Linked DNA regions of Mus musculus: region 1 is linked to region 2. A link is a loop called in an ENCODE intact Hi-C map of the cell type or tissue named here. Cell type or tissue: left cerebral cortex. All regions are shown on one strand. Links, peaks and the distances in the headings refer to the core of each region. The heading gives the core; the rest is flanking DNA. Region 1 has its middle 16 kb from the start of Upp2. Region 2 has its middle 17 kb from the start of Gm46743.

The links. Hi-C counts contacts between places; a loop is a spot of excess contacts. Peaks named below come from ENCODE experiments on the same cell type or tissue, not always from the same donor. Only the 100,000 strongest peaks of a DNase experiment are listed, where the experiment ranks them.
Region 1: it touches region 2 in a loop (7-fold over the local background); 14 of 42 quality-filtered maps call a loop at or near these places.

The regions. Positions count from the first base shown.
Region 1 is chr2:58,731,725-58,747,358 of GRCm38, forward strand. It overlaps a transcript of Upp2 not described here and the pseudogene Gm13559. Among named protein-coding and RNA genes, the nearest start is that of Upp2, 16 kb to the right of the region's middle. In left cerebral cortex, for the core only: a CTCF peak has its summit at 5,673 (motif pointing right); a DNase peak (open chromatin) is centred at 5,860.
Region 2 is chr2:59,429,318-59,444,951 of GRCm38, forward strand. No RefSeq gene overlaps it. Among named protein-coding and RNA genes, the nearest start is that of Gm46743, 17 kb to the left of the region's middle. In left cerebral cortex, for the core only: CTCF peaks have their summits at 9,274 (motif pointing left) and 11,316 (motif pointing right); DNase peaks (open chromatin) are centred at 8,857, 9,263 and 11,321; H3K4me3 peaks cover 633 bases; H3K27ac peaks cover 418 bases.

The DNA of each region.
Region 1 (15,634 bases), core at 2,580-10,579, 700 kb before region 2:
ATTCTAAAAATGCAGAACTGACAATCCTTCCTACAAATTTCTTTTTCTTTTTTTCTTTCTTTCTTTTTTTCCGAGACAGGGTTTCTCTGTATAGCCCTGGCTGTCCTGGAACTCACTCTGTAGACCAGGCTGGCCTCGGACACAGAAATCCACCTGCATCTGCCTCCCGAGTGCTGGGATTAAAGGCGTGCGCCACCACGCCCGGCTCTTTTTCTTTTTTAAGAAAAGTTTTCCATTACCATTAAGTTCATGCTTTCACCTGTCTCTCCCCCCAGCCTCTTGTGTCTGTGTGTGAGCATAGAAGAAAGGTCTGTGAGAATATAGTGAATAAGTGGCCATCACCCCAGAGAGTATCTGATCTTGGACCTCCTGAGCCTCTTGAGCCATGAGATGGAGATTTGCCTCACTTGTCACGAAGTCTGCAGCATTTTGTCATGGTGGCTCCAGCAGGTGAATGCAAAGCATTGACTTTTTTTTTTTGTTTGTTTTTTTGTTTTTTAAATGTTCTGATTTTTGGCACTAGATGATACAGGAGGCTCTCATTCTGTATTTCCTGTCCCAGTCCTACCTAGAATCAGCCCTTCCCAAGGGTCACTGGTACTTCTGATTAGGCTGATACTCTATTCATTGGCATTCAATCGGGCTCACTATATTAATTATACTTTCAGGATATGTTCAAACCAGATGTCTTTTAGATGAGTTATAAAGTGATTATTTCTGAGGTGAATAGGGAAGTAGTCACATGATTCATCTTCTCATGCAGTGGCTGAGGTCACTGGGCCCTGGAGTGTTTCAGAGGTTGAACAGCAGCCACCAAACTGCAGCCTAGGTTTTCCCTCTGAGGAGAGCGTTCTCTACCTGCAATGCCTCAGTGCATAGCCTCAGTCACAAGATTGGTGTAGTAGTAAAGAAGAATTAGCCACAGATGGAACTCCTAGAAAGGATGAACGCAAACATCTCATCCTTTCCTGCCTTCACATCATGAGAAAGCACTGTATAGCAGCATTCACTTACTTCCACCATTGCTTAGGGCTACAACGGAATTAAGACTTTTTTTTTTCCCCAGTGAGTCTGAATGTCCAGGTTTATGCTCAGCCAAGGTAGTGGGAGCACCCACAGTTCCCAAGAATATTGTGGTCTCTTTCATTTGAACCATCTATTTTGGAGGCGGTGTGTTTGGGATTGGGCTTTGTGTTGTTTTGCTTTGCTTTGTTTTGATGCAGGGATCTTAGTGTAGACCGGAACTCTTGGCTATCCACTCGCCTCAGCTTCCTGGAACTGTAAGCATGAATTACTCTCTTCAGCTTTGGGGTTGATCTTCTGCATTCCTTTCCCTTCTTCCTTGGTCTGTCTATAAATGGATTTACCCTGCATGATATGTTTGTACTGTCTCAGGGCACCAATTCTAGCCTTGGCCTTTAAGTGCCTAGCTATCCTTAAGCAGATTGGGGGATCATGCAATAGTATGTGAGGATACAGATTCTTCCATCTCTCTCAGAGGTTTACAGACCTGACACACGACTCAGGGGTAATAGACAAGAAGCAAACTCTGTAAACCTCTTCCTTTTCCACAGCCCGTTAGGTGTGGGTGGGCAGGCACCCCCTTCTTTCTCATACAGCCAATACTCCCCTTATAATATGCTGCATCTCCCTCCCTCCTGGATAACATCGATCCCTTTCCCTTCTGAGAACTACCAGATGGATGAGGCCCACAGATAGAAACCAGCTTAACTATAAGGGAGGTCCATCATCCTGGCATCCTAAAATACTATTCTTGATAGAATTGCTGCATTAACTCGATTTATGTGTGGTTAAAAGCTTGACTATGCTCTGATTCAACACCCATTTGTCGGGTGCCAGACATGCTTCAAGTGCTCAATCCATTGTAAGAAATGGATCCCCGACCTTCTCCTCCTCCACCTCCTGTTTCTCTCCTTTCATACACAAACTGACCAGCATCGCTTCACAGTCATGCCTTCGAATCTGGGTTTAGTGGTTCCAGATCAAGTACTTCAAAAGATGCACAGCTTTCTCTTGAATAATTTGCATCTTATCTTCACCATTGCCTCTTGTGGAACACATTTCCTGATCAACTCCTGAAGGCTAGCATCACTCACCCACCTCCTGCAGCTTCAGTCTGCCCTCTTCACTGTTCATCTGTCTCTACAAGTTTTCCATAAGCATTATTCGATGACGACTCCATTAGTTAATGTCCTATCTGAAAAAGAACTGTATCAGTTCAGGACTCCCAAGGCCAAGTTTTCAGCACAAAAGAGATTTATTTGCCCCAGAGGGACAAAGGACAGGGAATAAGAGACAAAGACAGCAGATGAGGATGAGGGAGAAGGGGAGGGAATGAGGGAAGGTGAAGAGGTATTTGAGGTATTTGTCCCAGAGGTGGACATAGGACTGCCTTTGGATAAAGAGGAGACAGACATAAAAATGGTGGTTTATAAAGGTAAAAGGGGAAGCCTCATGTTAGGACGAGGTGTTTAATTTTAACTGGGCATATTAATTAGTTAAGCCAAAGGGGGCTTTTGATTGTTAGACTTTATTACTTTAACAGCTGGTAGTTAGCCTCAGGAGTAGGAAGTGGCCACATTCAGTAGAACTTGGTGGCTCACTTTATGAATGTAATCTAATGTTTTGTTTGTTTGTTTGTAATGTAAGGGGCATGTGGCAGAAGGGCAAGGCCTGCCAGAGCCGTGTACTTGGCTCCCTGCTCTTCTTGCTCTGTTCACAGCATACTGTGGTGGTTTGTATATGCTTGGCCCAGGGAGTGGCACTATTTGGAGGTGTGGCCTTGTTGGAGTAGGTGTGGCCTTGAAGGAAGAAATGTGTTACTGTCAGGGTGGGCAATGAGACCATCCTTTTAACCCTGTGGGAGCCGGTCTTCTAATAGCCTTCAGATGAAGATATAGAACTCTCAATTCCTCCTGTACCATCCCTGCCTGGATGCTGCCATACATCAGGAGGTAGCATGGCAGCATCCAGGCAGGGATGGTACAGGAGGAACCTTGACATTTATGGACTGAACCTCTCTCTGTAAGCCAGCCCCAATTAAATGTTGTCCTTATAAGAGTTGCCTTGGTCATGGTGCATCTTCACAGCAGTAAAACCCTTACTAAGGCCGGGCGTGGTGGCTCACGCCTTTAATCCCAGCTCTTGGGAGGCAGAGGCAGGCAAATTTCTGGTTTACAGAGTGAGTTCCAGGACAGCCAGGGCTACACAGAAAAACCCTGTCTCGAAAAACAAAAACAAAAACAAAAAAAAAAAAAAAAAGACACATACCAAACAGAAGATGGGTTCTCAGTTGGTTCTGAATGAAGGAGAGAGTCAGGTCAAATGTAACTTTGGTGTTGAAAAAATCAACCAACCTTTTTCTTTAACAGGTTTATGCCAAACACCCAGGAAGGGGTAGAGAATCTTCCCGCATTTCTCCTGATGGGCAATGAAACAACATGGCTTCCAACTGGGAACATTTACTGAAAACCCAAAACAAAAGAAGTGAATGGCAGAAGACATACATAACCCCCTGGGCTGTGATCTCTAAATTCCACATTCAGAAGCCTTGACTGTGGACATTGAGGGAGTGAAGAAAGCATTGACACAGAAAAAGCAATACAGCGGGGTCAGGTGGGGCTTTCTAATGGCTACTACAGCAGCTATCTGGAACATAGTGTGTTTATTAGGTATGGCCTGGAGTAGGTGTGGCCTTGTTGGAATGGGCGTGTCACTGTGGGCCTGGGCTTTAGGACCCTCATTCTAGCTGCCTGGAAGTCAGTCTTCTCCTAGCAGCCTTCAGATGAAGATGTAGAACTCACAGCTCCTTCTGCACCATGTCTGCCTGGACTCTGCCATGCTCCTGCCTTGATGATAATGGACTGAGCCTCTGAACCCGTAAGCCAGTCAACAATTAAATGCTGCCCTTATAAGAATTGCCTTGGTCATAGAGTCTGTTCACAGCAGTAAAACCCTTCCTAAGGCACACACTCATACACTCATATGAAGTCATAAAGACTCCTGAGGGAAGCTTTGCCATCCCTCAGCCAGGTAAGGTTTTGCTGAAGCCTTCGGGTCTGGGACATGGCTGTGCCCCTGTCAACAATACAGGTTCCACTGAGTATGTCACTCATTCAGAGCTTCCTCTGCTCCCTACAGGGTCTTCCTGCTTTGCTCAGCCATTCTTGCCCTCCAGAGCTAAGCTATCTTCCTGCCTCAGTCTCCAAAGCAGTTGGGTGGAGTATACGCCCACGATGCCCTCATCCGTTTCTCAGACCCATTAAAAGAAAACCTCCATTATAAGTCCTGTGTCCCCACTAAAATTCTCAAATCCATCTTTCAGTAGTTTTGCATGTTTTGAGATGTGTCTTATTTGGCCATTTTAATTTTTGTATCCTTCATGTTTTAAGTAAATAAGTGGGCTCAAGCTTATATCTGCAATTAACTGCAATGTTTTCAAAATAGGCTTTACCACAGCCTCTTTAAGTTGCAGTGTGTCTTAAATCAGGCTTCTATCTTAAAAAATAAAGAGGCGGCACTGAGTAAATGCCTGATTATTCACTTTAAATGAACCACTATGTGCAAATGCACATCGTTAACCTTGCCGAAGCATTGATTGCTACCATCAACGCGATCAGCAATGCTGTAAAGACCCTGAGATCAAATTTTCTTCCTTAAGAAATTATTTAAGAATCGGAAATGGGGTAACATTTAGTTACTTGATGAAAGCAGCATAGATTTCCTATTCTGGGGAGTGATAGAAATTGCTACAACCTCATTGCATGGAAAGTAATGGCTCCGAAGACTAGGGCGGAGAGAGAAAAGCAGAATCAAGGAAATGACTTTTGCAGGAGTAATTACAGATTGTGAGGTGGTGGCTGTGTTTAAGGGATTTTGAATGGGATTTTAATTTAGGGAACACTAAATATCAGGGTAGTTAACCGAAGGACAAGGGAGACCTGATAAGCTATGAGCTATTTTCTTGTCATGGAGGATTACCTGATAATTCTTCCAATAAGCTCCTGATTTTATGCAAATCAGCAAAGCCTCTGCAATACAAGCAGGCCAAATCCAAAGCAAATTTTGAGAAAAATCAGCAGAAAAGACAATGCTGGTACCACCCACCTTGTGTTTTGTCTGACTAATGGAAGGGGTACAGGGACAGAAGTGGCCAGTTTAAGTGTTAAATTGCTACATTTCTCTGAGCCTTTCTCTAGTCATTTATAAAACATCCCAGATGAATCATTGAGGAACCACACACTCACACGTTTACTTTACAAGGGTCTGACATCTATGTGGGAGAAACTTGCCTACTGTTCACTGTGGTGAGCTGGGCAAACATGGCCTCCCTCAAGCCGATCACAGTCAAACTTATACAAGTGTTCACAGGGCCTGGCTTCAGACAGCAGGTTTTTGAGTGGTTGCCTCTGGGATGAATGATAAATGATACAGCATATGAATCTAAATCTTTCCTTTTGGGAAACTGATTTTGAGATCTTTCTGCATATGTTATTGAGAGATTGCTTCTCAGTTCCAAATGTACTGCCCCACCCCCACCTCTTACCCCCAACTCCCACACCTATAACACACCCCCTTTTTATTTTTTTATTTTTTGTGCTCTCTGTAAAGTGAAGCTGGCCTCTTTATGGTTTTTCTTTATTCACTGAGTTTACCAGTAGAGGGTACTAGAGAGTTATTATAGGAGAAGAGTTTTCTTACCTTTTTTTTTTTTTTTTTTTTTTTTTTTTTTTTTTTTTTCTGCCCTCGCCTACTTCTTTACTTTTGGCTGGGGATTTAAGGATTACACCCAGGACACCTGCACTGTGAGCAGCGTCTGCGGCATTTGGCTCCTATAGGCACAGGGCTTCTCTTACTAATGCTCCCTTTGCAGGAAAACAGCCTTCTGCAGTGTATTCAGCATGCCCAGCTCCAGCAGAGCATGGAGGCTGATGACTTTCCCAGGAACTGTTGGGAAACCTTTACAGTAAAATCTCTCTATTGAAGCATCTCCCTTTGGGTAGCTCCTCTAACAAGCCACAACTTCCAGCAAGTCCTGCTGGCTAGTCATTGATGACTTCACTGTTGCGTTAACAATGTTAACAATTGTTAACAGTTACACCCTTCAACAATGGCCCCATCAGTTCAGAGTACTATAATAACGTGCCACAGAATGGGCAGGAATTTCCAGCTCTGAGGTCTGGAGATCTGGCATCAGTATGCCAACATGGTTGGGTTTCAGTGAACTCGCACAATGCCAGGGCTCACACTACTGACTTCTTGTACCCTCATTGGGAGGCAGACTGAGAAAAACCCCTGGGCTCCCTCTATAAGGCGGTTGACCTTGATCATGAAGGCTCCAGCCTCAAGACCTGGTCCCCTCTAGTCTGGATCTCACGGTTAGGCAGAAGGAGTGTCTCAGCCTGAGCTGGTGGTTAGAAATCTATCAGGTCCATGTGCAGTGTGCACCTTGATTCTTAATAGCAAAATTGTCATCACTCCAGTCTCTTCTTACAGCTCAGTCTTGGTAGTAAACTCCTTGTTCAAATCACTGGCTTGCAACGGACTCTAAACTACCCAAGCTGCCTGTAGCTCCCCCATTTATATTGATGTCGTTTATGTAGAACCTCATGCCCAGTCAAATAGGACACCTTTGCCTGTGCTTACACGGATGTCAGAAAGGACTTCAAATACATGTTCAGGTCTCTTGGCTTGAATGAAGTATTAATTATCCAGCTTCATTTAATAGAGGAAATATCAGGGGACATAAAAAAGTATCTGATTTCCTCATAATTGAATACCAAGTTAAATATAGGTGAGTTGAATAAGGGTCTGGAGTCAGAATCCTGGCATTCTGACTCCAATCCAATGTTTTTTCTTTGCTGTTACAATGAATCTACTCAGGAAAAAAATGTATTACTTTAATAGTCACTTGCATACGACGACTTCATTAGATATTCACATTCTAGGATGCTTGTTGGCCAGGAGGGGGTTGGGAAATTGTGGAGTTCAGCATCAGAGAGTCATGTCATGGACTATGTAGCACCCATGAGGGTAAGTGGACATTACCATGAATTTAAATATCTACATTATAGGGTCATTTATTAAGGGAACAAAGTCTCACATACATGAAGCTACTTTGATTATCACTGGACTTAGGAAAAGAAGGTAAGTGAAAAGATCATTGAATCACAACAAACCACTAGCACACTACTGTGATTACAGTGTCTGGGAGGCAGAGGCAGGAGGATGTCCTGTTTGAGCTTGCTTTGGGACTCCTACCAAGAGCCTTTCTCAGAAGAAAAAAAAAATCATGATAAACCCATTCCCCTTTACTTCATTATTTTTCTCACATTTCCATACCTTCATTTTAGGAGAGAAAGATTTCAAAATCCTTTTCTAGTGTTTCTCCCTGACTTGCCATTGTTTCTGCTCCTTCATAAAGACTTCGTGTCTTATAGCACAGTGTGGAACGTGTTTGAATGAGTCTAAAGGAGGTGGGTTTCTTGATCCCTCCTTCATCCTTCCTTTGTATGGTCAGTGTGGATAAATGGAAGGTTAGATGTATCTGGATTCGTGTATCCTCAGAGCCTCTCTCCTGCCTGCCTGGCCCCATTGTCAGAGTCACATAGGCCCTCCTGGGCTATAATCCTCTGTGACTGATGTCTGACTCTGGGGCTGAGATCCACACAATGTTACAGACATCTCCTTAACCCCTCAGCAGTCAGGGAATCTCTCTTGCAGGACATTTTTGTTTAAGAGATTTAGATTCAATGAACCACAAAAGAAGGTCCCATTTCTTCATTTGCATGTTTGTGATTTTATGTTGCATGGTTAATTTTAGACAAAAGTCTGTGTTGAGATAATAAATGATGGAAGAGAAGTGGTGGCTTAGGCGAGACTGAAGGGCTCTTGCTGCTCTTCCAGAGGAACTGAGTTCAGTTTGCAGCACCCACAACAGATGGCTCTCAACCAGCTGCCAACTCCAGCTCCAGAGGATCCCACTCCATCTTCTAGACTCCAGGGGCATCAGCATTCACATGTGTACATGTGGATATACACACACTCAATTAACAATGAATCTCAATAAAAAGTAATAAATGATATTGAGGTAAAGGTTGATAGACTTTGTTTCATACATATACTTAAGATATACTTTCTCCTGAGTAATGATAATAGTTATTTTCACTTTACAGGAAAAAAAATCAAGTGTGGAACAATGATGTGGGTCCATTTGGCTTAAAAAGAATTATCTTCTCAGTTGGCCACACTATGGATTCTCTATTATTGTGAACTGGTACAGCTCTCATGTGCATTAGAGCTGTGCTTGCTGTTTCCTGCTGCTTCTGAAGTCAGGATTGCCGTCTTTCTCTGAATGCAATTCCTTTCCATTTATTCACACACAGAGTATCCTCAAGAACAATGCATCGTTTGCTGCATTGACCGCCCGTGTCCTTATGCTCTCTGTGCTTTGAGTGTATGGACTCTATGGTTCTCTTTCCTAGCTAGTTCAACTCGAATAAGGACTGGCTAAAGCTTGGCAATGGTTTTTCTGCCTTCAAACAGAGTGATGACTTTTACCACAGTGCCTGCCATCTTGTGTTTTACTCATCAGACTGGAAGGGTGTGAAGAAAAGACTGAGGCAAACAAGCAGTTGGTTAGAATGAGCATCTCTAGTCTTTGTGCCACTGGCCCCCTTCTCACCCCCAGAGAGGCTCTTAGGAGAGGACAGGGGCTTCTTTCTTTTTTCTTTTTCTTTTTCTTTTTCTTTTTCTTTTTCTTTTTCTTTTTCTTTTTCTTCTTCTTCTTCTTCTTCTTCTTCTTCTTCTTCTTCTTCTTCTTCTTCTTCCTCTTCTTCCTCTTCTTCCTCCTCCTCCTCCTCCTCCTCCTCCTTCTTCTTCAGAAAAACATCAAATGGTGGATGACACCGGTGTAGCGAGTGGTCCCGGAGGACCCAGGTGCTCAGGATTAGGAGGCTGCAGTGGCTTCTGCTGAGGATTTGGCAGCAGTCTTGGGGGCTGTGGTTGGTTGTGGTCGAGGCAGTAGCCATGGTCCAGGCTGTGGTAGAGGAGTGGATACCTGTCACCATGCTGGGCTGCCTGGTTAAGGACATGTAGATCAAGTCCTTGGAGGAGATCTATTTGTTTTCCTTGCCCATTAAGGAATCTGAGATTATTGACTTCTTCCTGGGTGCGTCCCTAAAGGATGAGGTTCTGAAAATCATGCCAGTGCTGAAGCAGACTCAGGCTGGCCAGCAGACCAGGTTCAAGTCTTTTATCGATATTGGGGACTACAATGGCTACATTGGTCTCGGTGTTAAGTGCTCCCAGGAGGTTACCACTGCCATCCTAGGGGCCATCATCTTGGCCAAGCTTTCCATCGTCCCAGTGCAGAGAGGCTACTGGGGAAACAAGATTGGCAAGGCCCACACTGTTCCATGCAAGGTAACAGGCCACTGTGGCTCTGTGCTCGTGCATCTCATCCCTGCCCCCAGAGGCATTGACATTGTCTCTGCTCCTGTGCCTGAGAAACTACTGATGATGGCCAGTATAGATGACTGCTACACTTCAGCCAGGGGCTGCACTGCCACCCCAGACAACTTTGCAAAGGTCACCTTTGATGCTACCTCCAAGACCCACAGCTACCTGACCCCTGACCTCTGGAAAGACACTGTGTTCACCAAGTTTCCTTATCAGGAATTCATTGATTATCTTGCGAAACCCCACACCAGAGTCTTTCTTCAGAGGACCCAGGCTCCAGCTGTGGCTACCATATAAGGGTTTTTATACAAGAAAAAGAAATGAATTAAGTCTGGTGTGTGTGTGTGTGTGTGTGTGTTTTTTAAAGGAGAGGAGAGGGAAGTTACACAAAAAGTTCTAGTTGTTTAGCCTCAATTTGTTATAAGCATATTTTATACCATTTCAAAACAATATCTTAAAGACATTTGATTTAAAGTATTTTCAAGTAAAACTTATAAGAAAAAAAATTCTACAGTGCTGTGCCTGCATCCTGTTGTGAAGTTTCTTCATAGGGCTGTCACTCTACACATGGGTACAGATGGGGCTCAAGAGTTATCAGGAAAGTTACAGATAGTTGCATCCCATAAATTAAATCCTACACTATAGCAGAGATGTGTGAGATGTTTGTTTTGGAATAAGATGCTCATCCACGCTAAAGCCTCCTCACATCAATTCTTTAGTGGCCAACAAGGATAGCACCAGTGTTCAGTGCATGCCGAGAGTCCAGGACGAGAGTTGAGGCTATGTTCAAGAAAACCTTGTATCCCGAATCACATTTTATACTGAATGGGTTTCTTTTCCCCAGCACATCGTCAGTTTAAAAGTTGCCTAACTATTCTTTTGCAGTGTTGTTTTTGCTTATGAAGCATAACGCACATAGCAGCAGGGCGCACCAAGTCACTTGGGTATGCATTTTAGCAAACACAGGTGTGCAGAGCAGAGGCTCATGGGAGTTTACTTAAGGGACTGAAAAAACATCAGGTGACACCATCCGCTATGAAGATCAATCAATTCTATGAACTGATGTTACCCTAACCCAGAGTCCAGACTTGAGTCAAGTCTTCACTTTCTATTTCTGTGGGCTGCAGGATGGACACACTCACTTTTTCCTGGAAGGACATGGTGGTGGATTATGAAAGCCCCTTATTAAGCTAAGTACTATTCTTGGATATTGTGTAGCTAGAGTGGCTTAAACATTCCAACAACGAGTCTTGAAATATAAAGAAAACTCGTGGGCAAGTATTGGTCAAAAAATCGTTTGCAGGGAGTCCCTAGAGTCAATTGTCATGGGTGCCCATAGAATGGCAGTTGATAGCACTGCATTGTGTTAAAATTCTCAGGTGCTAGCAGTGCAAAACAGGTGTTGCATGGGAGAGGTCCCCAGCCTTTGGCAAAAGCAAATGCAAAGTCAGTGTCCAGGACCATGTCACAAGCCAATGTGTCCTAGATCCCCATGAAGGAAGCAGAGACTCATACAAAAATTACAGCTAAAACCAGGAAGCAATCCCCAGTCCAAGGAGGGGGGGAGACACAAGAGAAAAGTGAGAACAAGCAAGAATAAGGTAATTAAATGGTCTGAGACAAGTTAGGGGTTATCTAAGTTTAAAGTTATAGACAGAGGGACTTCAGGTAAGATGGAGCACTAGAAACAATATCACAGTGAGGCTGGTAACAGGCAAGGAATTAAAGGGAACAAGAATATTTTACACTCCATCCACTACTTCGCTAGCCCATGAATGGATCTGGTCAACACCCCAGACCGTGAGACCATCAGACCCACTGACTTTTTCCACCATCGGACTGGACCTGCTGCTGTGATTCTAAATACAACCATTAGCTGCCTCCACTATAGTGCGGTTCTCCTCTGACCCGACCAGTCATTCTAGGCTAAAAGACTCTAGCTAGGACATCTACGAAATCATGGCAGTAGAGGTTTCGTAGAAGGGGTTTCTAGTGCTACCAGGGTCACCGTCAGTACAAGGCAAAGCTTTGGGAGCTAAGCCAACTTGATCTACATAGTAATCTCCAACTGGAGATACATAACCAGACCCTTTTTCAAAACCAACCTAAACCAGAGTCAAACTCAGTGTTAGAGCTTTGATGTGCAGTCGTCTCATGATTTTCATGGATCCAAGGTTTTGTCACTCTCCCATGGCTCTATCAGGAGGCAGCAGGAACTACATGTGGGCTGGAAAGGGAAGTACTCTTCAAGAATGTATGGGGACATCAGCCCCCTCCTCTCTCTTTCCTTCCTCGCTGCCACAAGGTGAATGGTTTTGTCTGATTCCCACCATGTGTGCCTCTTACATATACAGAGAAACACAGCCATGTGACTATGGATGAAAACCTCCACAGTGTGAGCCAAAATAAATATTTTCCCTTAAGCCATTTCTCATGGGTATTTTGACACTGTGGTGGAGTGCTGACTAATTCAAAGTGCAAGGGCAGGAACACCTGGCACTGTCTTATTTTTTCCCCATTTTCTTGATGAAATTGGTGACATAATCAGAAAGGGCAGGGCAGGACAGCTGTTTATGAGGCGAGGGTTCTGTAGGACACTGTGAAATTAAGCAGAATAAGGCATGGCTAATCACCAAGAGCGCAGCTGAGAGTTGGCCCAGCTAGGTCAATCACAGCTAGGAAATGAGTGGACAGTCCAGGTAATCTCCTCAGCTTGTAGCAAAGTGGCAAATAGAATACACTAGATAAGACACTAACAGGACAGGCTGAAGCAACCTAGTAGATATCTACTGCAAACACCAGAAGACTCCTGGAAAGACGGCAAGCTACAGTGCCTCTGTGTGAGCTGAAGAAAGGGGGAGTCAGAATGAGAAGATAGAGGCTTCATCCCACAGACAAAAATTGAGGGGAGTCTTTGAAGATCCACAAAGGAAGCCAGGCAACACTGGGTAACAGCAAAAACAAAGTCATGGGGCACAGAGCAACAAGCCAAGTGCATCCTCAGCCTCCCAGCCCTTCCCTAGGGGAAGGGAGCTCGGAAGCTAATTTCAGTAGGTAAGGCAGATGAAAGCCAGCAGTCCTGCCCTCTGGATAAGCCCACAGACCTCTTTGGCCTCAAATCCAGTTGTGGGCTTTGGTGTTAGAGCAAAGCTTCTGGCAGACAGATTAGGCACAGAGAGAAATCCGTTTTCACACAGCGGGTGACCTGGAGAAGCCTTGCTGGGCTCCATAGTAAGAGAGAATCTGTGGTAAAAATTGAGCAACTCCAGAGACGGGGTGATCCATAAGCCGGAGAGCCTTATCCTGCTGTATCCCACAAGTGAGGGAAGGCTTGGAGGGACAATGTAGAGAGCCAGGAGCTTTGGATAGTGATAAGCTCAAGGGTGACCGGAGGCTGGATCAGTCTGGGCAGTGCATGGTGAGAGCTACATCCATCTTGTCTGAGAATAGCTCTCCGAAGTTGAGAATAAAGCTGGAGTTTGATAACTCTTGAGGCCAGGAGGGAGATCAATTTTTTTTTGTCTATCTGCTTTTCTCTTAAGCCCAAAGACTCTGATGTGCTAGAGATTGGTATCACCTCAGGCAGGTACTAATACCCACAAGGTCTGGACAGTATGAAGGCAGGTCCTCTGGCTGTGCAGGTCTTAGTGATACTCATCCCCAACACACTGGGAGACACCCCATCAGCTAACCATTGGCCATTCCATCCAGAATGACATGGACAGTAACAGGAGGGTGGGAGAGTCTATCCAGACGCAGATGGCAAAGCTAACTGTGGTCAGATGAGGCTCCTGATAATACAAAGGGAGAAACCACCAGCTGGGAGGGCAACCATGGCAGGCACACGCAGATTCCTCCACAACTCAAACCAAGGGAATGACAAGGCTCCCCAGGTTTAGCTGAACCCCCGACTCCATGAGCATCTCTGGGAGCCTCCAACTTCTAAGGACACAAAGGAACTGCTCCGATACTTCATTTTCTCTTCTTCATTAGATTTTTTTTGTGATTTTACTGTTCTCATTCATATGTTCATCTAATGTGCTTACACACTTCCTTACATGTTTCAGGCAATGTGGTTTTTTCCTTTGCTTCTCTCTCTCTCTCTCTCTCTCTCTCTCTCTCTCTCTCTCTCTCTCTCCCTCTCTCTCTCTCTCTGTCCTGTGTTTTGTTTTTACCTCTTATACGTTATTAGTATTATTATCTTATCTTACCGGCTTTAAAAAAAATCCACATTTTAAAATTTTACTCCTGACATTTAAAAATTCTGGTTTAGAATTTTTTCAGTATTGTAAAAATCTTCCCTTTCTCCTTATTTCGTCCCTTTTGTTCTTCCTCTTCAAATAGTATTATCTACTTCTGTTCTTTTCTTTTTATCAATTTAGCCTTGTTTCTCCTTTTAAAAATTTCCTCCTGTCTTGTCTCATTTCTGTATCTCATACTTTCACTGTTTCCAAACATACCCTAAATAAACCTCTCTGTATAGGTAGGTAGGTAGATAAATAGATAGATAGATAGATAGATAGATAGATAGATAGATAGATAGATAGATAGATAGATAGACAGACAGAGAGACAGACAGATAGGTAGTCATAACCAAGGCTGTCCTTGAACCTGACTTCTTATGCTTCCACATCTCAAGTGTTAGGATTAAAACCTGTGCGGTTACAACTAGCATCAGTTATTTTTTAATGCATCACATGCAGATGAAAGATGGATTTTTTGTTATTATGTCACAGGAAATTACTCTGTAGTCTAGTCTTTGCCATCCTGGTATTCACTGAGGCGATTAGGGTGACCTCAAACTCATAGATTCACTTGCCTCTGCCTCCTGAGTACTAGGACTAAATGTGTGTGCCATCACACCCAGCCCAAAGGTAGTATTTTAAAATATCAGCCTGTGTATTGTTAATTGGATAAATTCTTAAAACACATTGGCAGAAAATGCTTAAAAGTACAGAACAAAATACACGCCCAACAAAAGATTAGTGCCCAACATATACCAAGAATTATAAATGCGTAGGACAAAGATGAAAAGTTAAAAGACAAACAGACTATGAGTGGGTAAATCACAGAGGAAGGAACACAACTACATATTAGACATTCATAAAATATTTAACCCAGGGCTGGAGAGATGACTTGGCTGTTAAGAGCATTGACTGCTCTTCCAGGAGTCCTGAGTTCAATTCCTAGAAACCACATAGTGGCTCACAACCATCTTTAGTGGGATCTGATGCCCTCTTCAGGTGTGTCTGAAGTCAGAGACAGCATACCCACATACAGAGTATGCACGTACATAAGTAAACAAAATAAATCTTTAAAAATTTAACCTTAGTAAGAGTTAAGGAAATATAGAATATACCCTACACAACACTCACATTGGCAAGACAATTATGTAGCTTATAATACCAGATTTAGTGTTAAGAATATGGGAGAATAGAAAATAATGCATGCATGATTGGCAAAGATGTAACTTGGTGAATCATTGTATAGGGTAGTGTCATAATATCTAATTCAAACTGATTACATATCAACCTATGACCAAGTGTTCTAGCGAAACTCATGTAAACATATGAAGATGGATATATATATATATATATATATATAGTCATGCATTTATGTGTAAATATGCATGTTTGCAGGAAAACCTCAATGCAGCACAAAAGAACAAATTGTAGAACATATGTATGTATATACACATTCACACACACACACACACACACACACACACACACACACACACACACAGCATCTCTAGCTCAAAAATGTGAAGTCTGAGTTGCTCCAAAGTCTGTAACTTTTGGACCATTGACATGTCAGTTCACAGACAATACCTTGTATATCTGACTTCTGGTGATTCGGTGTATACATGCTTTGGTTCATGTGTAAATTACTTTAAATGTTGAATAAAGGCATTTTCAGGCTAGGTGTATGTGAAACATCAATCAACTTTGTGCCTGTGCTTAGGAGCCACACCCACGGCATCTCATTATTCATACATAAAGAATCTGAAAGAAAATCAAATTCTGAAACATTTCTCCTACTTAGACTTTGGGATAAAAGGTCTCAATGTGTAGCATGATATAAATGTATATATAGTATATAGTCGCACCTGTAATGTTTTATGAGATGTTATAGTTAAATGTCCACAGATATC
Region 2 (15,634 bases), core at 4,911-12,910:
CTAGAGGTCTGCTTTTTTTTTTTAAAGAATTATGTATTTATTTTATGTATATGAGTACACTGTAGCTGTCTTCAGGCACACCAGAAGAGGGTATTAGATCCCGTTACAGATGGTTGTGAGCCACCATGTGGTTGCTGGAATTTGAACTCAGGACCTCCGGAAGAGCAGTCAGTGCTCTTAACCACTGAGCCATCTCTCCAGCCCCTAGAGGGGCTTTGAGATTTCATACCCTTAAGCTAGGCCTAGTGTGGCAGTCTCCTTCTGCTGCCTGTGGATCAAGACAGAGAACTCTCAGTGCTTTCTCCAGTACCATGTCTACCTGCTTCTCACCATGACAATAATGAGCTAAATCTCTAAAACTGTAAACCAGTCCCAGTGAAATGTTTTTCTTTATAAGAGTTGCCTGGTCATGGTGTCTCTTCACAGCAGTAAAACACTAAGGCAACTACTAATATTACAGGAAAAATATTAGCAGAATTTATTCAAAAGATGGGTGAATTGAGAACCAGTTTGGTTTTTTTGTTTTTTGGTTTTTGGTTTTTTTTTTTTTTGTTGTTTTTAAAGCTACCATAGATTATTTGTTACTCAAGACTAATCTTGTTTGTCAACAATTTCCTGGCATGTGTTACCTTAGTGCATCAGATTTCTCTCATACCATCGATGATCAAATTAATAATCTGCAGGGCCAGAATGATGGCTCAGTGGTTGAAAGCACTGGATTCTAGAGGACCCAGGTTCAACTCCCAGTACCCACATGTAGGCTCACAACCATCTGTAACTCCTGTTCCAGGGGATCTGACTCCATATATGAAGGCAAAACACACCCAAAATATAAATCCTTCTAAAAAAATTAATGATCTGTGTAAAGAGATAAAATCTCTCAAGCGACCTTTGAATGGCCTTCATGGTTACAGCAGCTTTCCTCTGTCCTTGGTTAGTTATTCTTATATGCTTGTCTATACTGTTTAGTCTAGCCATGCAAACAATATATTCAACCCTGGCTTCTACTACAGCCACAGATTTCTCTTTGAGAAATAAAGATGGGGCAAGACATAGGAGGCACAGAGGTCCTGGTGCTCGTGGATTAGCACTAGAGGAACCAGACGTATTCAACACACAGGGTTGTCTCTGCAAGAGGAGAGATGTATATTCTGTGTTTGACCCAGAAAACTAGGAGCAGACATGGTTAATATCCAGGTGACGCGTGTGCTATGTGTGTGGCTGAGACCACACCAGACCCTCCTCCTCCAAGCACTTATCATGAGCTTGTTCTATAGAAACTATCTTTATGGAAAGTATCAGAAGTGCTTTATAAACAGCTTCAATGTGGCCATGTCTTAAGCTTTACTGTGCACATAGGATTAAATTAATTATCACCAGAAAAAAAAATGCTTAAATATCACCCCACCCAAATTACACAGGGTTTGAACCAACACCGATGACTTGGTCTTATTGAACCAAACTGCCGTCTTGCCTCTCCCAGATCATTATTCTCCTGTCTGTGGCAGATGCAGAGACACACCCAGAGCAGTGAAGGGTGTGTGCCTGGGTGGTGTATTCTAATGGCATGTGCAACCTCTGTTCTTCTACCCTCACCCGGGTGTCAGTAAGGAGTCTGGGGAGAGCGCACCTCCCACCCTGCCCCCAGTTCATTGGATCTCCCAAACCAGTCAGAACGTTCACTTAATGCAGGGGCCCTTCAAGCCATCTTCTTGGAGACCTCACACATATAAGCAGCCATCAGTATGGATTTGGAAACCCCTCCATCACACTCTACGTGTGGCAGATTTATTTAATGGGCCTTAATTTTTATTATATGTCAAAAATTTGCTTTCCAGGGCCCTTGGGTAGAGTCATAGCAGTAGCTGCTGCTTTGGTCTGTTTTTCTTGTGCCTGATACTGCCTGGATCTGACTCTCAGGAGACTCTGGAAGTTTCTAGCACTTCCCTCATTTTTCAGACGAAGGAGCAGCCACTCAGAAAGGCTTAATGCTCTATCACCGAGATTATTGCTAGCAGATGGTAGATTCTAAACGTTAACTCCAGTATTCTGCTGTTGTGGATTCTCCTTAACCATGAGGCCTCAACTCAAATGGAAAGGATTGCCAGTTGCCTGACCCCACTCCCCCATTCATGTTCTCTGAATACTCTCCCGGAGGAACCAATTTCACTCCAGCAAGCAAAGACGGTCTTTCTCAGGCTTGCTTTCGTCTAAGCTCACTCTGCAAAGCAGAAGCTGTAGACAGTGTCTTCTGGGAAGGCTGACTAAAAGAATACTTGCAAGCCCCTGTTGGTCTTTTTCTCTTGCCTCCTGCCTAAAGCTTGGAGGTTTAGGTACCATCTTGGACCACAAGGTGTCCTCAGAAATGCTACTTCATGGATAAGAATCAACAAAGCTGAAAGGTAGACACCTAGGCTCCTCGGGTTCGTAAACAGCATGCCAACCCTTGGACTGTTATTCCAGATGTAACTTTAGCCTTTCATAGCATCTAAGCCACTTGTGGCCTCCTGGTCTCTGCAGATGGTGCCAGTGCTAACATGCACCATGCTTATTTTGAGTTGTGTTTCTTGGATTTGACTCTTACGTGCTTGTCTTATCCATGTTTAATTTCCTCCTTTCAGCCCCATTTCCCTTCCACACCCCATTCCCGAGGGATGAATGTTCTCTGCCACAGTGACCTTTTCCACACTCCCCTGGCCTCTCCCTTTCTGGATCAGACACGACCAGGAGCACAGACCTGAACTCTGTGTTCCTTATGGCAACGTTCCAAACAGCGTTAGGAATGTCTCAAACAACAGTTGTTCAGACAGAGCCATGGCTTGGTGTAAAAGGCACCAATCTACCAGAAGAGTAAGGAAGTGGACCTGAGTCTCCATCCTCAGGCTACAAGGTGGGGAGCTGGAGAGCCGCAGGTGATATAAGATCCCTGCCTTAGCCGTCATGGCTTTCCTGCTTCAGGAGGAGCAGATGGCATCGTAATGGCCTGTGACTATTGTCTATTTCTTTAAGCACCATGCAAGAAGAGCTCAGCTCCCCCTTTGAGGCTACAGTGTGCACTGAGTTGGAGAATGGCTCTGCTGATACATTCCTACATATATCCTCTCCTTTAGAAATTTTGCTTCTTTGTTTCCTCCTTCCTGTGCAGAAGGACATGAAGGGGGATGCACAACCCTCTGTTTTTGAGGTGAGGTGAAGAGTGTGGTGACTGGCTAGTGCCACACTGCCGCTCACTCTATGAAGAAAGCAGTAAGGCAAATTGTATCTTGGATATTCTAAGTTTCTGGGCTAATATCCGCTTATCAGTGAGTGTTTATCATGTGTGTTCTTTTGTGATTGGGTTACCTCTCTCAAGATGGTGGCCCAGAAGCTCAGAATACCCAAGATACAATTTGCAAAACACATGAAGCTCAAGAAGAAGGAAGACCAAAGTGTGGATACTTCGCTCCTTCTTAGAATGGGGAACAAAGTACCCATGGAAGGAGTTACAGAGACAAAGTTTGGAGCTAAGACAGAAGGAAAGACCATCCAGAGATTGCCCCACCTGAGGATCCATCCCATATACAACCACCAAACATAGACACTATTGCATATGCCAGAAAGATTTTACTGACAGGACCCTGATATAGCTCTCTCTTGTGAGGCTAGTCCAATGCCTGGCAAATACAGAAGTGGATGCTCACAATCATCTATTGGTTGGAACACAGGGCCCCTAATGAAGGAGCTAGAGAAAGTACCCAAGGAGCTAAAGGGGTCTGCAACCCTATAGGAGGAACAACGATACGAACTAACCAGTACCCCCCAGAGCTGTGTCTCTAGTTGCATATGTAGCAGAGGATGGCCTAGTCAGCCATCAATGGGAGGAGAGGCCCTTGGTCTTGGGAAGATCATAAGCCCCAGTACAGGGGAATGCCAGGGCCAGGAAGCAGGAGTGGGTGGTTTGGGGAGCAGGGCGGGGGGAGGAAGAGACTATAGGGGGCATTGGGGATAGCATTTGAAATGTAAATGAAGAAAATATCTAATAAAAAATCATGAAGATGAAAAAAAAAAAGAAAGAAAGCAGTAAGGCAGATCGTTTCTGGACTCAAATACCAGAAGGTGTGGGGAAGTAGGGTGGACTTGCGTGCTGTAGGAGTCCTCAGGTGACATTTAGAGTTCTGTCTGCCACCACAGATATTTATCTGCTATGACTTGTTCCCCTAATTAGTAGTTCTCATAACATTTTTATTTATTTTTATGTGCATGTGAATCATATGTGTGCAGTGTTCAAGGAGGCCAGAAGAGGGCATTAGAGCCTCTGGGACTGGCATTACAGATGGTTGTGAGCCGCCATGTGAGCGCTTGGAACTGACTCTTGGTCTTGTGGAAGAACAGCAAGTGCTCTTAATCACTGACTCATTTCTCCAGCCCTCTTTAACTAGTAATTCTTGAGACTTTACATTTGCTTAATGCAAATGTCTGTATTGGTGTTGTATTTAACATAAACAGTTATAGGTTCCACATTATGTCTGCTAGTCATGTGCTTTTGTGTAGCAGCGGCATCCTATCCTGCCAGTCACCTAGGAAGCAATGCTGGCTCCAAAAAGTAGAATATTGCAGCTAGTTAGATTTAAAAGTGTGTGTGTGTGTGTGTGTGTGTGTGTGTGTGTGTGTGTGTGTGTGTGTGCATGTGTGTGTTGTATATATGTGAGTTGCATATATGTAGTATAACTTGCCATTAGTACTTGCCCAGGTCACAAGGCAGTCTAAATGTTGCTTATAGTCCATTTGTCCTCAGGTGGAGGGGACAAGTGACTTTGCTAAAAGACATTGGGACAGTTGATCATCCTAATTGTGCTCTTCTTGCCTCTCCCAGATAAAGGGACGATGTCACCAAGAACAAAATGTGGATGACAGTTAAATCACTATGACGAATCTGCTGGAGGAGAGTTAGAGACATGGGTGGGCCATGAAGTAGGAAAGGACTCCCTGAGATGTCAGCTTCTTGTCCCCAGAAGACATTACAAGGAGAAACAGCAGGAAGGTATATGAAAGCAGGGTATCTGCCCATTGCTAAGAGGGGAAGTGTGGGATCCAGGGACCTATCAGATGTTACGTAAGCCCGCATCCACTGAATGGGCTTCCTGCCTTAGGCCTCTCCATCCTTAGGGATGAAACAGGTACTTTTCCTTTCTGTTTGTTGGTCTTCCATCTTTCCTGGTCTATTTTTCGTCCATTCCAGGAAGTGAGCTTAGCATTCCCCTAGATGACCACCAGCACCTGCGACATTGTGAATGAACAACATCCCTTGGAATGGAAACAGAGAAAAGCAGGGCCTGCTTATAGATTCTAACTATAGCTGAAGATTGAATCAAGTTCCTAATTTTAAAAAGCCTAAATTAATCCTGACACCTACGGAGGAAAATTGATGCTAACCTGAGAATGGTCTGAGTGAGACAGAAATTTACATTTCCTTAGTTTGGGTGATCAATCCCCTAGAGACTTCCTATTAGCTAGACCGTGCTGAATTCTGTCAGTCGCCATGAGACAGAACCGTGCTCTTAGCAGATGAGGCTCTGTGCATTCTGCCATCATCCATTCAGCAGAATAGAACTCAAGACATCCACAAATGTCACACGCGCCCCTGCAGCTGGATCAGGGCTGTTCGGCTCATTGTTGGAGGCCTGTGGTTCAGCAGGGGCAGCTTGCCACCCGTGTCCTTTCCCTCTGGTTGATCATGAGTAAGAGAGGCGGATGTGAAACTGCAGACATAAGTAGAAGGAGGGAGAAGGGCCGTGAAGAAGCTGTGGAAACGAGTTTGGTGATAGTCATTCATAGGGGTGGGCAGGCAGGAGACAAAAGACTTCAAAATGGCTGCCATCTAAAGCAGTCTCAAACATGCTCCTCACTGATCTAAGACAGTCTCACTCAGGTTCCTCAATGTATGCCCTTTAATAATTGTCTTAGGTAGGGTTTTACTGCTGTGAACAGACACCATGACCAAGGCAAGTCTTATAAAGAACAACATTTAATTGGGAGTGGCTTACAGGTTCAAAGGCTCAGTCCATTATCATCAAGACGGGAACATAACAGCATCCAGACAGGCATGGTGTAGGAGGAGCTGACAGTTCTATGTCTTCACCTTCAGGCTGCTAGCAGAATACTGGCTTCCAGGCAGCTAGGATGAGGGTCTTAAAGCCCACACCCACAGTGACACACCTACTCCAACAAGGCCGCACCTTCTAATAGTGCCACTCCCTGGGCTGAGCATATGTATGCAAGGCATCACAATAGTCATTTAGCAAATGTGCTGTGTGCATCCGGCATAAGTGTAATCCAGGCAGCCTGCAATGTTCCTGAGCTTGGAGTGGAGCACCCCAGTCTCTAATGACATCTTCATATAGACACACCCCCCTTCTGCTAGGGATGCAAGACATACTAGACACATCCTCACCTCAGGCATGGTTATGTGCTGAGGAGCCCAGGGTTAGGGTTAGCATTCTATCTTAAAGGGTCAGAGTTCAACCTATAGCAGTCTTGCACATGCACTTTTGGGTCTTCATGAGCAAAAGGAGACTAATGACAGGGCCAGCCTTGGCAGACCATGAGCAGTCACAGTAGTGCCTACGTGAAGCTATGCAAACGGTGCCTTCAATACAGTCATTGACTCGTAGAATTTGAAATTTTTGTCATATTTTGAGATGCTGTTTACCTGTCACCGCTTCTAGTTATGGTTACTATGGCTGGGATTCAATGCCACGACCAAAATCAGTTTGCTGAGGCAGGGGTTTATTTTCCATAGTTTAGTTCACCGCCTGAAGGAAGTCAGGGCAGGAACCTGGAGGCAGGAGCTGATGCAGGGGCCATGAAGGAATGCTGCTTACTGGCTTGCTCCCGATGGCTTGCTCAGCCTGCTTTTTTTTTTTTTTTTATAACACCTAGGACCACCAGCCCAGGGAATAACACCACCGAGCTGGACCCTTCCACATCAATACTAATTAACAAAATGCCCTAAAGGCTTGCCTACAGCCTAAACGTATAGAGGCATTTTCTCAAAGGAGGCTCCCTCCTCTCAGATGACTCCAGCTTCTGTCACGTTGACATAAAAGCTACAATGTTGACTTTATTTGCCATATCTTAAAGAAACCAGACCTGCTGCTGGCCCAATAGGACTCCAGTGCAGTTGCTGAAACCATCATAGCTGGAGCCTACTGACCGTGCAAAGCACTCTGTTCCAGGCTTGTTGCCCATTGTCCACTTTTAGCTACCCAGGAATGTTATACCAGGCTTTGTACTGCTGTGCTGTTTCTACCCAGTGATCTGTCAGATCTCATCTAAACAGCACCTCTCCCGTGAGTCTGCCCTAACCTCCGATTAGGAGCTACTGTGTTTCAGCTCTGCCTGCAGGATGTAATGTTGCTATATGGTTCATGCGCATTTGCCTGTCTAGAACCTCCCATTCTCCAGCACTCCGGACCTGTATACTACCGTGTGTCCACAGCAACTACAGTGCCTGGAAAACACTCATATTGCCTGCTCAAAAGCCATCCCTTATTTAGTTAACCTAACTGAGCCCCGGTTTCTCTCTGGTATCAAGAACTCCAAAAGATTACAGGGCAGATGTCTTACAGTGAATCATCAATTGTATCAAATCCCTAGAATATATAGCACCTACTCTATGCCTCCCGCTCCTCTGAGGTCAGAGCCGTGCCTGAGGCTTTCCAGGAAACTTCTTACCCCAGGGATATTTACTTTCCAAGGCACTGATATTGGCCATGTTGAAGATCTACTGCCGCGACTCTAGGACATAAAAAGTCTAGAGTTGCTGGAAACTTGGGAGTACGCACGTGGCCCAAGTGGCCATAGTACCAGGGGTGTAGGAATAAACGTCAACCTGATGAGGATGAGAGAGCCAAGGTATGGAGAGCGCTTAAGTCCCTGGTGACCTCACCAAGACCGCACCACTCATTCCTAGCACCGCCCCCCCCCCCCCCCGACTCCTGGAGAGAGGTGACATTCACGATCCTACCTGTGTCATGGTGGTGTTGTTACCTCATAGTGATAATATCTCTCTCAGAGTCAATATCCTTTTCAATATTGTTTGGTTACATCATGTTTTCTGTCTCTTGAAGGTACACATATCTAACCAATATTGAAGTTACACATATCTAACCAATACAGGCATTAGGAAATATGTCTTTTGAATGAGCAAATGAAGAAAGGGAAACGGCCCCCTTTAATGTGTGTCATCGTGTGAAATCTTTCCAATAGCCTCGGACCTGGAAGCTGCACCATTAGAGCCGAGAAAACTGGACCCCAGAGAAGACCCTGCCTCCTATCCAAGGCCGCAGGATTAGGAAGGCCAGAGCTGAGTCACATTTAACTGCCGCGCTATCTATCAATTTACTATCTTTAGCATCTCAGTTCAGACTTTTTATCCATAGCAGAAGGTTCTCCTTTGAAGTTTCTTTTTCTACTTCCTACTGACTTCATTTTTTCTTTCTTTCCAGTGTTGGGGATGGAACTGAGAGCCTCCCAGAGTGTAGGCAACACCCCCCTGCTGAGATGTACCCTTGACCTCCCGTTGACCTTTCGACCTGCTACCTTAAAAGTCAGCCTCCTAATTTTGACCTTGGGCTGATGGGCCTATATCCATTTGTTTCTAGTCTACTTAATTCTTCAGCGTCATAGCTACCCGTGTCTTCTGACTAGGAAATAGCACCCACGCTTCCCCATGTCTGAGATCAGAGTCCCCACAGTGCTCCAAGGAACTTCAACGAAGATATATTCCCATGCCACTCCATCTCTCTACCTCCCTCATGGCTCATCAACTTTGCCTTGGCACACATCCAGGTTGACCACGTGAGCGTACTATGTTGGCAGGAAGCCTGGGTATAGTGGGAGAGGCCTCAGGAAGCATTGCCATCTTACTGTGAGACCCGAGTAGATACACGCAGGGTACACGTATATGCTTTTTAGCAAACCTAGAAAGAACACCACTCTGGCACAGCTTTCTTCCCCTGGGTAGGAACACAGAGAAACCACGGTTTTCTCTCTACTGGCCAGAATGTCTGCTGCTCACAGCCAGGACTTCATAGATGAACGCTGTAGAAAACGTCTTAGCTGCACCCAAAGAACTTCAAGTGTTTTGCTCTCGCTTCTGAAGGAAAACAAACAAATAAACAAAAAAAAAAAAAAAAAAAAAAAAACCGGCCCTGGTAGTCAGCAAAGCTCCAGAAAACTGGCTGTGGAAGGTATCTTGTAAACTGGAAATCATCTGCCCTCTAGTGGTCATCTGCAGGAAGTTCCAACCCGAAAACAGCCAGGACGGAGAAGGCAGAAAGAGTGTGTGACAAAAAGAGAACCCGTAATAAGTCGTCATGGTGGGAAGCCACCATTCGTTAAAAACCAAATATAGGTCACGAGAGTAAAAATAGACATCCGAGCTTTTCACAAACCCTAGCAGGTTAGATCAAAGTCGCCCTGAACTTAGCACTTGGGTGGCATTCCAAACCCAGAGAGTACTGAGCAGGAGAAAACCTACGCCCTGGGACTCCTCCCAGGAAGGGAAGGCTGTTGTGGGTGGGGAAAGATTTGATATGAAACTACATCAGAGGAAGTGTTTGTTTTTATTGCTTCCTGAGAACTGGGAAAGGATGAAAGAAAGTACAAGAAAGGCAGATAGAGGAGGGCTGCAGGTTCTCCAAACGTGAGCTGCCCGCCCTGATTAGTCTGCAGTGCCCAGGACTGTTGGGTGGGGTTGCTTGGTGAGACTATTCAGGACGGTGGAAGAAGCTGTTTCCCCATTGATGCAGGACTGAAAATAGTCTAAAGCACACGAGGAGAGACGCCTGGCCTGAAAAATACTTCCTGGAGCAGCCTAGGGGTCAAGGAGGGGCCTAGGAACCCATAGAAGTGATGGGCAGCGCCCCTGGCCATTAACTGAGTCAGACCTATTTAAAACAAACTTATGCCAAAGTTATAGACACCCTCAAGGTGGAAATCAATTCGTGGGGCCTGTGGGTGCAGCTTAGGGAGAAGGGTTGCTTGTACAGGAAATAAAAGACCTGAGAGGAGCGCATGTTTAGACCATGGTGTTTAGAAACAACAACCAGACTTTGTAGTAACCCCTGCCCGAATGCCAGCTCACATAATAACAAAACATAAGAAACCTTGGTGATGGCCCATGCCAACTCGGACGTGAGGAACTTAGGGTCCAAGGACAGATCTGTGATCTTAAAAGAATGTAATGAGCTGTTGGCATTCCTGGGGTGCAGACTCGATAAGAAACTAGATCAGAAAAAGGGTTTGTTTGTATTTCTTCTGCCCACAGAGGCAAAGGAGGAAAAGAAAAGCCAGAGCCCAGATGAACAACTGGAAGCTGGTATGTTCCTGGTCAATGAGGTGAGCAGCTGACCTGGGCTTCACGCCCTGGTCCCTCATCACAGACTACATCCTTCTCTTCTCTTCTCTCTCTCTCTCTCTCTCTCTCTCTCTCTCTCTCTCTCTCTCTCTCTCTTATGGTGAAATAGCCTGAGTTGACAGAAGCTGCTGTCAAATGCTCCTCTCTGACCTAATCTACAGCCTTTCAACTAATGCCAGAACCAGAGCCCTAAAGCTGCCAACACATCTGAAAAAATACTTAACTCTTTGTCTGAGGATCGGACCCAGTTGTCCAAATAAAGTCCAAATAACGAGCACAGTGAAGCTATTCCGTGTATTTTTCATGTGTGCCTGGGAACAAACGTTATAGTCCCTGCCGATGAGATTTCTTTTCTTCAATGGTATTGCAGGGCTGCAGCTTCAGAGCATGCGCAGTCTGATGGGCGAGCATGCTGAGAGCCAGGTGAGGTTTTCTTTGTCTTCACTGCGCTGGGTACGGAACCTTCCTGGCATCTGTTGTGAATGGGGCACCAGCAGTTAGGAATCAGGATCTGTGTGCTTATTCCGTTTTACAGCAAGTGGCAACAGAGGAGAAGAGACACAGCCCTGCAGGGTACAAGTAGCCACTCTCTAGCCTACAGCACAGCACACCAAAGGCACAGTTTCCGCAGAAGTCCTATGTTTTTCATATGATGAGCCATTCAGTTAATACCAAATGCCGTTTCTATCAGTCTTACTTCTTTTTCTCCAAGCAGAGCAGAGAGAATTTGGAGTCCTTTGCCTTGTTTCTTCAATAAAAGGAAGACATAGATCTATATCACTTCTTTTGATCAGAGAACTCAGCATTTCTACCCACCTGGCATCTTCTTTGTCTTTGATTCATCACTATAAACTCAACAAATAGTTGTATTAGCACTACCAGGAAAGGTAGGGACGTGTGGGCTTGTTTCTGCTCACCACAAGGGGGAGCCATTGCGCCCTCCTGGTTAGTCATTCCCACTACAGTACCTAAGGTCAGTGCTGGGTCTACACCTGTGCCCTCACTCGACACAGCTTGGAGTGGCCCGCTGTAGCAGCAAAACAAAAGTAGATGGAGAATCCAAAAGGAGTGAAAACGGGTGCTCAGGGGAAAAAAATGCCTGGAATGATGCACAATCATAGAACTATTTACAAGAGCCAAGAAATGGAAACAGCACAAATGCTTGTCACCAGTTGAAGAGATAAACAAATGATAAGATAGACACTTGTCGGAATATTACTCACTCAGAAAAGAACTGTAGCTCTGAACTATACACAATACATGGGTAAAACTAGAAAATACCATGCAAAGTGAAAGATGATGAAGACGAAGCTTTTATCGTATAATCTAATACACCTGAAATAGAATATATAAGTTATATAGATGCACTATAGACTGATGACTTTGGCTAGGGACTAATTGTTTAGTGAGCATAAGCTTTATTTGGGGATGTGGAAATCCTGGGAACTAGGTAGAGATGATAGCATTGTGTATAAGCCATGGGATTCCTTGCTTTACAATGATAAACTTTATGCTATGTGAATTTTATCCCAATAAAATTTCTTTTCAATAAACATTGTTGAGTGATGAGTTAGACAACAGGTGTCTGGGATCAGGACATTGGGGTCTTGACAAACACCCTAGAAGGGAGACATTTGAGACAACAAACACGGTGTACAATAAAGAAGCAGTAGGAAGCCAACAGTGTGTGAGTGGGGGGTGGGGGCGAGATGCCCCGAGTTATCTGGTGTTCTAGGGGAATGGGACATGTAGGGACAGAGGACTGGTGGCCAGAGTCACTGACTGAGCTGGTCATTTCCAGATGCTTGGTGTCTTATTCAAAGCATTTTTTCCATAAACACAGATCTAACAGGGAAATTTTATTTAAAGCAAAGTGACAGTTTAAATCAGAGTGACAGTGGGCCACCTGAGTGAGGGCACTCAAGGGCCCTGACTACCATGTGGGGATTCTTCTAATGCGGTTTGACAGAAGGTGGAGCTAGGTTGCAAAGTGGCGTAGCTTGGGCAGTTCTGTTTTGAGTAACAAATTTGAGTTATGTAAGTCTCTGCTTACCATGCATGTCCTTTCCCATAATGAATCTGATGGCAGCCCTACGAATGTCCAATTATGCACAGGCACAGGGTGGGAAGCAGGAGACTCTCCCAGAGAGTTTGCTTTGAGGACAGAGTTGGCCTCGGAGCACTCAAAACCAGTTCAGGCCAGATCAGACGGTCTCTCTTGGTTTCAGGGCATGTTCCAGGACATGTTTGAATAGAAATAGGGCATTACAAGAGGCTTCTATGCGGGGTAATTTATTTCTGTTGTTTAAAGCAGGTGACAGTTTGATGCAAGTGGGGCTCCTATGTGCTAAAAGGTTGCTAGGCGTGCTGATCAGGGAGAGATGTGTGTATTGTACTTATATGTAAGCATCTCAGGCTGCCAAGAGCATTATTAGAAGGATGTGTGTATGGTCCAGACAAGCAGAGTCCCAACAGAGGACAACAGAGTCCCAACAAGGATGTGTGCATGGCCCAAAACAAGCGGAGTCCCAGGTTGCTAAGCTATTCCCTATACTTGTCTGTCTCGTGAACAAAAGCAGCAAACATCTTTTTTTTTTTTTCAAAGAATGGCAAATGGATAGTGAATTTATTTTCATTAAGGACGTATCCTGTAAAAGACAATTCTAAGCATTTACACTAAGGACAGGAACTCCCCAACAGAGGAACCACCCAAATCCTATATAGTTTTGTTTGTTTGTTTTTTAATCTTGCCTCAAGTTTATTTGTAAAAACAGAATAAGACACTGGTCATCTGCAAATAGTGTGTGGGTAGGTGTGTCCCAGCAATTCATCTGTCTTCACATTGGCAGTAGAAGCCTTTTCTACGGGGCCTTCACAGGGGGCTGGGCACCTTTGGGAGCCCGAGCTGGAGCAGAGGCCTGGGCTCTAGCTTGAACTTTGGGCTCTGGTTGGCAAAGCCTACAACCCTTGCCTACATTCACAACTGAGGGTGATGCTAAATTTCTGTTAGAGATTTCAGTAACGAGACTTTGCGGGTCCCAGCTTCAGAGCCGCTCCGTTCCAAGCTTGCATGAGAGACTGTGGGGCAGTCTAGAGCTCTCAGGCTGCTGTTGTCTGACAGAAGGACTGGAAACCACGAGGCCAACCCAGGCTATGTCTGTTCACAACAAGGCCGGAGACTTGGGGCTAGCCTGAGAGGTGATGTCACGTGACTAAGGAAGGGTGGGATGAGTGCTCGATAGGAGAATGTGAGGGTAGATTTCAGGACACAAGTTAGCAGGAGAGAGCTGCCTGCTGTGTACACACATGCAGCTTGGATGGCAAGGCTCATCATGCATTGTCTGAGGTTTTCTCTTCACAGAAGGAGGCAAATAAGGGCTACTGAGCGGATGAAGCTTGTGGATTACCAACAAAGAAGAGGTTAATGGCAGTCCTGTTTCCTCAAGGATGCACTGTTTGTTTGTGTGTGTGTGTGTGTGTGTGCGCACGCGCGCGTGCACACATGTGGGAAGGATAGAGATAGCATCTACAGGAAAAAGCTTCAGAAATTGCTCTTACCTGGCACGTAATGGGAGGGGGGCAGGGAGACAACCCCATTCTAAGTGATATTCCATGTCTATTCATTCTACCCTAACAAACATAAGGCAAGACCCCCCATTCTCCCTAGGGATCCCTAAATTATTAAACATGCTCCTTACTCTCCCTATACTAACCCTGGATCTCTTCAGCACCTCTCCCGTGGGTCACCTGTTCCTGCTCTAATCCCTTGCCGTTAATAAATTGTACGATGCAAGTTTCATCACGCCGTCTAAAACCCGTCACTTTCAATTTGGCCTCCCAATCCTGACACCTGGCTCCAGTGACCTTGCAGGCTCATCCTTAGTCATCCCACTATCGTACTTTATCTCCCAGCAGGAACAGAGAGAGCTTTAGGGCTCAAAGTTTCCCTGAGCACGCCAGGTCCTCTCCATCTCCATCGCCCTGGTCTTTAACTGGTGTCTCTGCCATCAGACCAGAGCAAGGACTATGCTTTGTTTGTGTGGCTATAGTTTCAGCCTAGTACTTATTGGTTACATGAATTAACATTTGAGCACACATTAAAACTTGCCATGTAGGCCTCGTGTCATCTGCTGGGGCTGCTGTTGCAGGTGCCACAGATGGGATACAACAGAAATTTATTTTCTCATGGTTTTGGACGCTGGAAGGACAAGATCAAAGTTTGGTCAACGAGTGTGGTTTCTCCTGAGGCCCCTTTCCTTGGCTTGCGAACACTGCCTTCTGACTATTCTCACGTGGACTTGTCTCTGTGAGTGTATTCCTGGTGTCTCTTTCTTTGTGTCTAAAGGTGGCACCAGTCATATTGGGCCAGGACCCCAGCCTAATGGCTTGCTTTATCTGCAAATATAGCACACAGTAAGTACCAGGTATAGGTACTTAGGTGTGAATTTGGAGAAGCACAATTCATCCAATAGTAGGTCTGCAGCAGTCTAACAAATTAAATGGTGCCCCGTGGTGATGTAATAGCTTCAGCCCCTGTAGCCTATGATGCCCTCTAGGTATAAAAAACACAAGACAGAGAGGTTGCATTGACACCAGCTCTCTTCTCTCACCAGCTGGCTTCCCCAGAGCAAGGCTGAGGCTGTTGGGTGACTTTACATAATCCTTCTCAAAAAGTTTTCTTCTCAAAATGGAAGGAGATCTACTTGAAAGTAACCTTGAACCCAATCAGAAAGTGACCAAACAGCTATTAATCACCAAATTAGAGACACCACACATCACCAGTGATCACCTGAGAGCAGAGTCACAGCAGGTACCACCAGTGTGTCGTCCTTCTGAGGCCTGAGGGTAGGGTTCTGGGTTCCAGCTGTATCTTGGGCTAGAAATGAGTTAGTGGTCCTAAAGAAAGAGACCACTATTCCAACTGAAGTGTCAAAGGCAAAGTTCACTCGTGGTCTCTGAGGCCTATTCAGGAAGGCTAACACAGAGATGGGAAGTGTACTTGGTTCTCATTCTAACTCACAAGATGGCTGTCTTTTCCCTATTGGTTAGGATCTGACCTCACAATGCAGTTGGCTAGTAAGAATCACCACACAGGAAATGAAGAATCACCCTTCCACGGCCATCAAATTCCTAGACTAGAATAGTGCGCCTTTGTGTGAACAAAGGTTTCACTGGGTAGGAAACATTAAAGCATTTATGCAAAAGTCTTACAAGGTGGGAGAGATACGAGAGTCT